Linked DNA regions of Homo sapiens: region 2 is linked to region 1. Evidence: read pairs that join two places in POLR2A ChIA-PET (ENCODE). Cell type or tissue: PC-9. All regions are shown on one strand. Links, peaks and the distances in the headings refer to the core of each region. The heading gives the core; the rest is flanking DNA.

What was found. Peaks named below come from ENCODE experiments on the same cell type or tissue, not always from the same donor. Only the 100,000 strongest peaks of a DNase experiment are listed, where the experiment ranks them.
Region 2: POLR2A ChIA-PET joins it to region 1 with 7 read pairs; 1 of 35 experiments calls an interaction of 5 or more read pairs at or near these places.

Annotation. Positions count from the first base shown.
Region 1 is chr7:67,481,776-67,487,152 of GRCh38, forward strand. No RefSeq gene overlaps it. Among named protein-coding and RNA genes, the nearest start is that of LINC01372, 150 kb to the left of the region's middle. In PC-9, for the core only: CTCF peaks have their summits at 2,623 (motif pointing right) and 2,822; a DNase peak (open chromatin) is centred at 2,656; H3K27me3 peaks cover 1,490 bases.
Region 2 is chr7:68,266,683-68,272,059 of GRCh38, forward strand. The region is part of intron 2 of LOC105375341 (a long non-coding RNA gene); the gene reads right to left. It also overlaps the pseudogene MTND4P3. Among named protein-coding and RNA genes, the nearest start is that of LINC01372, 930 kb to the left of the region's middle. In PC-9, for the core only: no CTCF peak of the experiment used is centred there; a DNase peak (open chromatin) is centred at 2,869.

The DNA.
Region 1 (5,377 bases), core at 255-5,254:
TCTGACCTTACAGTATTATCCATACTTGGTTCCACCATCACAACATGCGGTATTTCCTGCTTATCCACAGGGGATACCTTCCAAGACCCCCAGTGGATGCTTGAAACTGTGGGTAGTGCCGAATCCTATAGATACTATGCTTTTTCCTACATGCCTATGATAGAGTTTAATTTATAAATTAGGCACAGTAAGAGATTATCAACAATAATAAGGAAACAGAACAATTATAATAATATCCTTTTTTTTTGGAGACAGGGTCTCACTCTGTCACCAAGGCTGGAGTGCAGTGGTGCAATGACTGCTCACTGTAACCTCCACCTCCTGGGCTCAAGTGATCCTCCCACCTCAGTCTCCTGAATAGCTGGGAACTTCAGGCGTGTGCTGTCACGCTTGGCTATTTTTCAATTTTTTTTGTAGAGATGAGGGTCTCGCTCTGTTGCCCAGACTGGTTTCTAACTCCTGGGCTGAAGGGATCTACCCTCATTGGCCTCCTAAAGTGTTGGGATTACAGGTGTGAGCCACTGCACCCAACTTATAATAATACACTTTAGTAAAAGTAATGTGAATGTGATCTCTCTCTCTCATGAAATAGCTTATTGTACTGTACCTTTCCTTCTTCTTGTGATGATACCAGATGATAAAACACCTACATCTTGAGAAGAAGTGAGGTGGATGATTCAGGCATCGTGACATAGCGTTAGGTTGCTATTGACCTTGAACACCAATGCTGTGATACCATGACAGTCCATCTGATAATTGAGACAGCTACTAAGTAACTATTGGGTGGGTGGTGTAGACAGCATAGATCCACTGGACAAAAGGATGATTCGCATCTTGGGTGTGACAGAGCAGAATGGTGAGAGAATTCATCACGCCACTCGGAACAGCATGCAATTTGAAACTTATAAATTGTTGACTTCTGGAATTTTCCATTTACTATTTTCGGATAACAGTTGACTGCAGGTAATTGAAACCAGGGACTACTGTGTCCTGAATCCAGCTGTTTCTTACCACCCACACTGCTACCACCCTGGTCCAATCCACACTCTTCTTTTTGCTTGGATTACTGTAACAGCCTCCCAACTGTTGTACCATTTCTACCACTGTGCCCTGAACGTGCAGCAGAATGTGTGCAGAGGTTAACATAGAAATCAGACTAGGTCCTCAAAACCCTGCAAGGATCCCCTTTCATCAGAGGAAAAGTCAACATCTGTAATGGCCTGCAAGTTCCTATAGTATCTGGACCCAGAGATCTCTCTGCGTCTTCTTCATCTATTCTTCTCACTTTCTCTCTTGCCGCCATATTGGCTCCTTGATGGTTTCTTAAGCATGGCGAGTACCCTCCCATCTCAGGGACTTAGTGCGCACTGTTCCCTCTGCCTGGAGTTCCCTCTCTCCTCCAGAAGCCAAAGGTTATTCCTCACCATCTCCAGGTCTTCCCCCATCACCACCCCATCACTCCTTGTTGCTTTTTGTGGCTGTGGCTGTTTTACTTAGCACCTTCTTAATATCCTATGTGGTTTACTTACCTATTTTTTTTTTATTCTGTGTCTCCTTTTCCTCCACAAACACAGGAACTTTTGTGTATTTGGTATTCTTAGCACTGGGTTAGCGCCAGGCACCAAAAACTATCTGTTGAAGGAACAAATGAATCTAGACAAATGAATAGGTGAATCTAAATTTACTTATGGAGAAAATACCAGATACCAACAAGTATGACCTACATGTAAACATCTGCTGTTGTTTTTTTTTAACTAAAGTTGGGGTCTTGCTATGTTTCCCAGGTTGGTCTTGAACTCCTGGCCTCAAGTTATCGTCCCTTCTTGGCCTTTGGGAGGCCTAAGATTTCTTAATTCCTTTTTTTTCTTGGGCAGAAAGCTCCAATGCAGACTGAGTTCCAATCGGGGTACTGGCCTCACTGCGTGTTTGTCTCTCCAAGCATCACTCCTCTGCCAGTGAACCCATGTCTGGGGAGAGAGTCTTCCAACTCACTCCACTCTTGTTTTGCACAATAAATTCACCTGCTGGCCAGGTGCAGTAGCTGACGTCTGTAATCCCAGCACTTTGGGAGGCCAAGGCGGGTGGATTGCCTGAGGTCGGGAGTTCGAGACCTGCCTGGCCAATATGGTGAAACCCCATTTCTACTAAAATTACAAAAATTAGTTAGGCACGGTGGCGCATGCCTGTAATCTCAGCCACTCGGGAGGCTGAGGCAGGCAGGAGAATCACTTAAACCCAGGAGGTGGAGGTTGCAGTGAGCTGTGATCGTGCCACTGCACTCCAGCCTGCGTGACAGAGTGAGACTGTCTCAAAAACAAACAAACAAACAAACAAACAAACAAACAACCTCTCGCCTGCTGACCAAAAGAGAGAATAAAGAGTTTCATTCTCATATCCTGGGGCTGTAACATCCCTTCCTCCTTTTTTCCTTGAGGACCCAGCCTCCCTGGCAACTTGCTTTCAATTCCTAGAATTTCCACGTGGGAAGCAGAACTAACCTCTAGACTCCTGCTGCGGGAGATAGAGAGGTCACATGCGGAGCGGGGGAGTTCTTTGCAAGTATCTCCAAGGAGACATTTAAAGGCCATCCCCTAATTGCAGCGTGAAGCTTGCAGCAGGTGGAATTCCTGACTTTCGCCAGAGGATGGCACTGTGGGTGTTTCCAAGAAGGAGCTGAGCTTTTTTTTTTTTTTTTTTTTTTTTGAAAAAGCCATTTCCAAATGGCAGTAACAGCTGCACTTCAAACCCTGCAGGGAACATTAGAAAATGTTAACCCCCGGTTGGGTGGGGAAGAAGGACTGGAGGCGGACATGGGGATCGTGACCGCGGAGGCCAGCCCCGGAGGAAGGGCAGGAGCTAGAGAAGTGCCAAAAAGGAGAGAGAAAAGGAAACTGCAGGGCAACCTAGCTGTGGCTGGGGACTAGCGTCCTTCTCTGGTGGAGGTTGAGCAAGGACAAGAGCCCTAGCTGGTGGGGATTTGTTTTCCAGAGTCGAATTCAACCTGGGAAAAGTAGCAGGGTGCAGCGGGGTGCAGCGTATACATGTGTCATTTGCCAACTTTCTCCGTCTGTACCCACTTTGGACCGGTCATTTAAGAGCTGACACCAAGTATTTTTCATCTTCCAGTTTTCTATCATGCCTGGCAGGTACTAGACCCTCCATTAATAGTTGTTGGATGAATGATTGACTGAATGGAAAAAAATGCATCTTAGATTTGGGATGGGGAAGTGATGTTTTTTTCCAAGAGTAAAAAAGTTGGGCAATTCATGTGTCTTCCTATATTTCTCTCCAGATTACAGCCATCATTATCGCAATCACTGAAATACCAAGCCCTTGACTATTTGCAGAGGACTTTCTCTCATTCATCCTGGTCTGTCCACCTGTTCATTCTTCCTAATTACATTACATCCTTATTAATCTCCCCGTCTGTAGCAACTCATCTCTTTCATGTGCTTTCTTGAATTAGAGTGATTTAGGTACACACTGCCTCTTTCAACTAGACGGGCTATATGAAGGCAATACTTTACATCACCCGAGTGAGTTTACAGCCACACAGCGCTTAATCCTTGCGCGGGCTCTTTAAGGAAGATATTATTGGGGCATACTGTATTTTCCAAAAATGGCCACACTGATCTTACCCCATCCCATGCTCTTCTTACGATGTGACACTGACATTCTCCATTGAGAGGTGGGGGTCTACATTTCCTTCCTTTGGATATGAATTGGCTTTTTTTTTTTTTTTTCTTGAGACAGGCTTTCACTCTGTTGCCCAGGCTGAAGTGCAGTGGCACGATCACAGCTCACTGCAGCCTGGACCTCCCGGGCTCAAGTGATCCTCCTACTTCAGTCTCCCGAGTAGCTGGGACTACAGGCACGTGCCACCACTTCTGGCTAATTTTTTTTTTTTTTTTTTTTTTTGTAGAGACGGGGTTTCATCATGTTGCCCAGGCTGGTCTGGAACTCCTGAGCTCAAGTGATCCACCTGCCTCTGCCTCACAAAGTGCTGGGATTACAAGCATGAGCCACTGCACCTGGCCTGGATGGACTTTTTAATGGCCTAGTTAATAGAAAGCTGCAAAACGAATGCAGTGTGATTTCTTTTTTTTCTTTTTTCTTTTTTTTGAGATGGAGTCTCACTCTGTTGCCTAGGCTGGAGTGCAGTAGCACGATGTCAGCTCACTGCAACCTATACCTCCCGGGTTCAAGTGATTCTCCTGCCTCAGCCTCCCGAGTAGCTGGGATTAGAGGCACATACCACCACAGCCAGCTATTTTTTTTTTTTTAGTAGAGATGGGGTTTCACCATGTTGGCCAGGCTGTTCTCGAACTCATGACCTCAGGTGATCCACCCACTTTGGCCTCCCAAAGTGCTGGGATTACAGGCGTGAGCTACTGTGCCCAGCTGCAATGTGATTTCTGAGGCTGTGTCACCTACGGTGGCGAAGCTTCCTCAGCCTCTCTGTCAGGACACGTGTCTTTGAAACACTAAGAAGCCTCCGTGCAGAAGGGGTCACAAGGAGAGACCATGTAGAGACAGGGCTGGAGAAGCCCCAGCTGTTCTAGCCTCAGCTGTTAAAATCCTCCATCTAAGGCCCCAGACACCGTGAGGCAGGTATAAGCCATTCCCCTTCTGCTCTGTCTTAATTCCTGACCCACAGAATCTGTGAGCCTAAGAAATGGGTGTTTTACACTGCTCAGTTTGGAGTGATTCATGATATAGCCGTAACTGCAAAACTTAATTATCCCCCTCCCATTTCTTCTAGCTGAGAAAACTGAGGCTTAACAAGCAGTTGGACTGGCCCTCGGATTCCTCTTTCTTGACTTCCAGCCCAGTGTATTTTCCAGAGCCCTGTGCATGTCCTGATGTTGGCTTTAATTGCCAGGCTGAGCAAAAGACACGGTGGATTCCATTCAGGGGTCACTTGAGGGTGGGGGACATCTTTGGTTTTGTTCATATATCAGCAAAACAGGAATGCAGGCTTTAGGATCTATCTGAGCTTTTATTTATTTTTTTTAGAGCCAAGGTCTTGCTGTATCACCCAGGCTGGAGGGCAATGGTGTGATCCTAGCTCACTGCAGCCTCCAACTCCTGGGCTCAAGCGATCCTCTTGCATAAGCCTTCCGAGTAGCTGGGACTACATGTGCACACCACTATGCCCCACTAATTTTTGTATATATGCATATTTTTTGGTAGAGATGATGTCTCGCTGTGTTGCCCAGGCTGGTCTTGAACTCCTGGCCTCAATCAATCCTCCCACCTCAGCCTCCCAAAGTGCTGGGATTATAGGCATAAGCCACCACGCCTGGCCAGGAGTGGAGCTTATAGTTCCGGCTTATGGTCCAGGGAAACTTATAATTACTATTTTGAGACCGGCAGC
Region 2 (5,377 bases), core at 200-5,199, 780 kb after region 1:
AAGTATTATTACTAGCACATTTAGTGAACCTGAGGTATTTTGAGTATAAACAAGTGTAACAAGTAGAGGAAGGGACCCTACTAGCGTATAAAATAAGAAATATTAGTTTGCATTGAGGTGTTCTGGTTGGTTACCTCAGCGGATGATGGTAGTTAGGGTAGGAATTAGTGTAGCTTCAAGCTTTGCTGGACTTTAGGCATCTGCTTTAGCTGAATTCATTTGATTTTGGTGACTCTTCATCTGATGTTTCTGCCACATCTGATCGTTGCCTTCAACACAAGCAAGACTCTGTTCACCTTTGCTGAACAATCTAGACAAAGAGTTGGCTCCTTCCCTGTGCATGGGGCAGGGAAGGAGCCACATGGGGCATGTGTCTTAGGAAAACAGCCACCCATTGCTGACACTGTGCCTAAGTCTCTGAATCCTTTTGTCTTCTGTGGACTATCAGATGCTGAAAAGTCCCATTTCGTTTTGGGTTGAAATCTAGTCTTCTCTTTGGCTAGCATTTCATCAGCTCCAGGCCTGGGAGGAGCAGTCTGATGTCTGGATGGTCTTTGCAGGCATCAGGTGGCCATTCCTGACCACAGTCCTCAGCTCCTACCCACCCTGGCATTTTCCTTATCTCACTCTACTGATAGCGCCTTGTGGGAATGCTCAATAATGAACCTGGGCAACTCCCTTCCAATAGCAAACTAAAGCTGATGCTTTCTCATCTCATTCTTCTTCTTATTATTTTTTAAAAGAAATGAAGAACATTGTCACATCAATAAAAGAGAAAAAAACACCTTATCTCAAAATAAAGAACAGTAATCATAAAGAAAAAATATTTGGCAATGTTTCACCACTGGGTACGTTGTAATATCCATATTTTTCTTTTACATTTTCTCCTGAGTAGTGAAAACTCCATTACAGATGCTGAATGCTCAGAATTGCTGTTCTTGATTCTCTAGGGAAATCCTCTTGCTGAAAGCTCCAGGCAGCTTGTGGAATACAGTCAGGGTTGGGTGAGTGGGTGTGGGAGGGGGTGGGGAACTCACAGAATCACAAGGACGTTTTAGAAGTAGAAGTAAGTTGAGTATTAGCCACAGCTCCACTCCTATTTAATAGACAGAGAGACTAAATCCAATGATGTTGCAATAAAGTATCCAAGGTCACTATTTTTTTTTCTTTTTTTGAGACAGGGTCTTGCTCTGTCACTCAGGCTGGAGTGCAGTGGCACCATCTCAGCTCACTGCAACCTCTGCCTCTCCGGTTCAAGCGATTCTCCTGCCTCAGCCTCCTGAGTAGCTGGGATTACAGGCACCCACCACCATGCCTGGCTAATTTTTGTATTTTTAGTAGAGACGGGGTTTCACCATGTTGGCCAGGCTGGTCTCAAACTCGTGACCCAAGTTGATCCACCTGCCTCGGCCTCCCAAAGTGCTGAAATTACAGGCCTGAGCCACTGCATTTGGCCCTTAAACACTTATGAACAAACTAGCTTGAGAATAGGTCTCACCTTGATGCCCATAGTTTCAGGAGTGCAAGTGATTGTGAGTACATGGCCCAACCACTGCATTGCGAGTGACTCTCCCTCTCCCAACCAAAGACCACATGAGAATATGGGCCTCATGGTCTGAGCTAGACAAAGCCACTAAGCCCTCTGAAGCCTCATGCACTGAGAGACAGCCCTCAGGGTGAGGTCTCTGTGTTCCGGGTGAAGCCAGCTCCATCCTTCATGCCTCAGCTCATTCATTGATCAGAAAGATGGTGACATCTCATCACCCAACTCAGGACCCTTCATTTGCTGTTTATCTGGCATAGCTTTCATTTCTGGATAGAGAGAAAGAGCTATCTTAGGTACAGTGAATTAAATTCCTGTCTATCTGAGAGCAAAGTACAAAAGAGCCTGGCAGAACCCAGTCACTTCTGCCTCCAGCTCTGGGATCCCCTAGACACTCTGGTCAGCACTATCATGATCACTGTGAGGTGAACTTGCAGTGGCATTTTCCTTACAGCCCCTCTGAGGTCTTCTCTCAGGCAGCAAGAATGTCAGTAGACTATGGACCTACCTTTTCTTTTTCTTTCTTTCTTTCTTTCTCTCTCTCTCTTTCTTTCTTTCTTTCTTTCTTTCTTTCTTTCTTTCTTTCTTTATTTCTTTCTTTCTTCTTCTTTCTTTTTCTTTCTCTCTTCTTTCTTTCTCTCTCTTTCTTTCTCTATCTCTCTCCCTCCCCTCCCTCCCTCTCTCCTTCCTTTCTTTCTTTCTTTTCCTTCTTTCTTTCTTTCTTTCTTTCTTTCTTTCTTTCTCTCTCTCTCTCTCTCCCTCCCTCCCTCTTTCCTTCTTTCCTTTCTTTCTCTCTTTCTCTCTCCCTCCCTCCCTCCTTCCCTACTTCCTTTCTTCTTTCCTTCCCTCCTTTCTTTCTTCTCTCTCTCTTTCTTTCTTCCACTTTTGAGAAATAGGATCTCAGGGTGGTGTGCAGTGCTGTGATCATAGCTCACTGAATCCTCAAACTCCTGCACTCAACAGATCTTCCTGCCTCAGTCTCCTGAGTAGATGAAACTACAGGTGCATGCCACCACGCCTGGCTAAATTGTTATAATGTTTTTAGAGATGAGATCTTGCTATGTTGCCCAGGCTGGTCTCAAATTCCTGGCCTCAAGTGATCATCTCATCTTGGCTTTCCAAAAGACTATGGACTTTTTAAAAGACAAAACCTTGGAGGGAACTGATCCTCAGGGATGAATGTAACACTTCCTTTCACCTAGTCCTGGCTAAGGCACAGTTTTGGCTCATCCCTCACCCTAAGTTCCTAAAGTCTTTAAACCAAGTCTGACCATACTAAGCAGACCCAGGTTGCTGCAAAAGAACAGCTCACAGTTATTTTCCAAGAGCCTCCTCTCATCCATGAGTCTGCATTGGTCTGACTCATGCATTTGAGGCAGATTGTGGACCCTGGCCAGGAACTCACAGAAGCAAATTCTCCCTCCACCACTGCCCACTTGCTGTCTGACTCTGAGCTCGTGACTTAAATGTTTACCCAGTGTTCTCATGTATGAAATGAGGTAGAGGGACTAGGCTTGTGTGTGTGGTGTGTGTGTGTGTGTGTTGCTAGGGGTTTTTTTTCTGGCTTAAAAAATAAGTGTATTCACTTCTTCTCATGCTGCTAATAAAGACATACCCAAGACTGGGTAATTATAAAGGAAAGAGGTTTAATTGACTCACTGTTCCACATGGCTGGGGAGGCCTCACAATCATGGCAGAAGGCAGGGAGAAGCAAAGCCACATCTTACACGGAGACAGGCAAGTGGGTGTGTGCATGGGAACTCCCCCTTATAAAACCATCAGATCTCGTGAGACTTATTCACTATCATGAGAACAGCATGGGAAAGACCCACCTTCATGATTCAGTTACCTGCCACCAGGTCTCTCCCACAACACGTGGGAATTATGGGAGCTACAATTCAAGATGAGATTGAGGTGGGGACACAGTCAAACCATATCAACAAAATTGCAAATATGGGGAAAAGAATTCCTGTATCCCCTTGGTTTAGATGCCCCAAATGCTTTGGCTTTCATAACCACAGAAAAATTATCAAAATTCAGGATATGAACATCGATACCACACTATTGTCTAATCTATAGACCTTATGCAAATTTTTTTCCAATTGTTCCATGGATATTCTTTTTCTGATCCAGGATCCAACCCAAGACTGCACATTCCACTTGGTCGTCAAGTCTATTCAGTCTCCTTTCATCTTTTAGTCTCTTTTATTTTATTATTGTGTTACTATTGCTATTATTATTTATCATCTTTTCAATGTTATTATTATTCTCCTGAAATCTTTAGTTTTCATGTCAAATAATTTAGATTGATAGTGTGAAAATGAACATGTTACCTTAACTTGTTAAATCCCAGCTAAGCTCATTGGTCTTAAACATAAGTATCTTTCACCCAAAGAAAAGGGAGGTAGCCAACTGGGTGCAGTGGTTCACACCTAGAGTCCTGGTTACTTGGGAGGCTGAGGCAGAAGGATTCCTTGAGCCAAGGAGTTTGAAGCTGCAGTGAGCTATGATTATGCCACTGCACTCCAGCTTAAGTCACAGAACAAGACCTCAACTCCAAAAAATAAATGGGTGCTAGAGAGGGGTTGCACCCTGCAAGGGGGTGGGAAGGAAGTAACCAGGAGGAGAAGAGGGTGCTGACATCCAGCCTGATTTCTGCTCACCACATTCACCCCCTGGCTCTAGGCTGGATCTGACCCCAAGGGTGCCTGTAATCCCAGCACTTTGGGAGGCTGAGGCAGGTAGGTCACTTGAGGTCAGGAGTTTGAGACCAGCCTGTACAATATGGCAAAACCCCGCCTCTATTAAAAATACAAAAATTAGCCTGGCATGATGGTGCATGCCTGTAATCCCAGCTACTCGGGAGGCTGAGGCAGGAGAATTGCTTGAGCTCAGGAGGTGGAGGTTGCAGTGAACCAGGATTGCACCACTGCACTCCAGCCTGGACGACAAGGAGATACTCTGTCTCAAAAAACAAAAATGAGAACACATTGCTGTAATTATATACTATCATGCTTTTTATCTTTCTATTAAATCATGGATATTTTGATGTTATGACATTAATTAATGTGTTCCATCAATTTTACAATATTTTTTTCAATTTTAATAACTGTATAATGTCACATCAAGTGACTAGACTCTGGGTTTTGTAACTTTTGCATCATAATGGAACATCCATGTGGTCTTCAGCTTTTGCCATTATAAAATACACGCTGCCCCTTATTTAGAACTATTCTCTTAAGATAGAGTCCCATAAATACTATTACGTGGTGAAAGACCACTGAGCCATAAAGCTGGTGTGCACAGCAATACTCCATCATCAAATGGAAGTGGTGTATAAGTGATTGAGCACAAGTGGGCCCTGTAGGCATAAGTGAGTTACATAAAGAAGTGGCCCAGGCTGGGCACGGTGGCTCACGCCTGTAATCCCAACATTTTGGGAGGCCGAGATGGGTGGATCACCTGAGGTCAGGAGTTGGAGACCAGCCTGGCCAACATGGTGAAACCCTGTCTCTGCTAAAAATACAAAAACTAGCCGGGCGTGGTGGTGGGTGCCTGTAATCCCAGCTAGTCGGGAGGCTGACGCTTGAACGCAGGAGTTAGAGGTTGCAGTGAGCCGAGATCAGGCCATTGCACTCCAGCCTGGGCGACAAGAGTGAAACTCCATCTTAAAAATAAATAAATAAATAAATAAATAAATAAATAAATAAATAAAAAGAAGTAGCCCAAATACCCATGGTTCTTACTCCTCCTCCAATGCCTTCTCTCTCCCAGTCTGCAACTATGACCTTATGGAGAGTTCTTTGTGATCAGCTGACAAAGGAAGAGAAGACT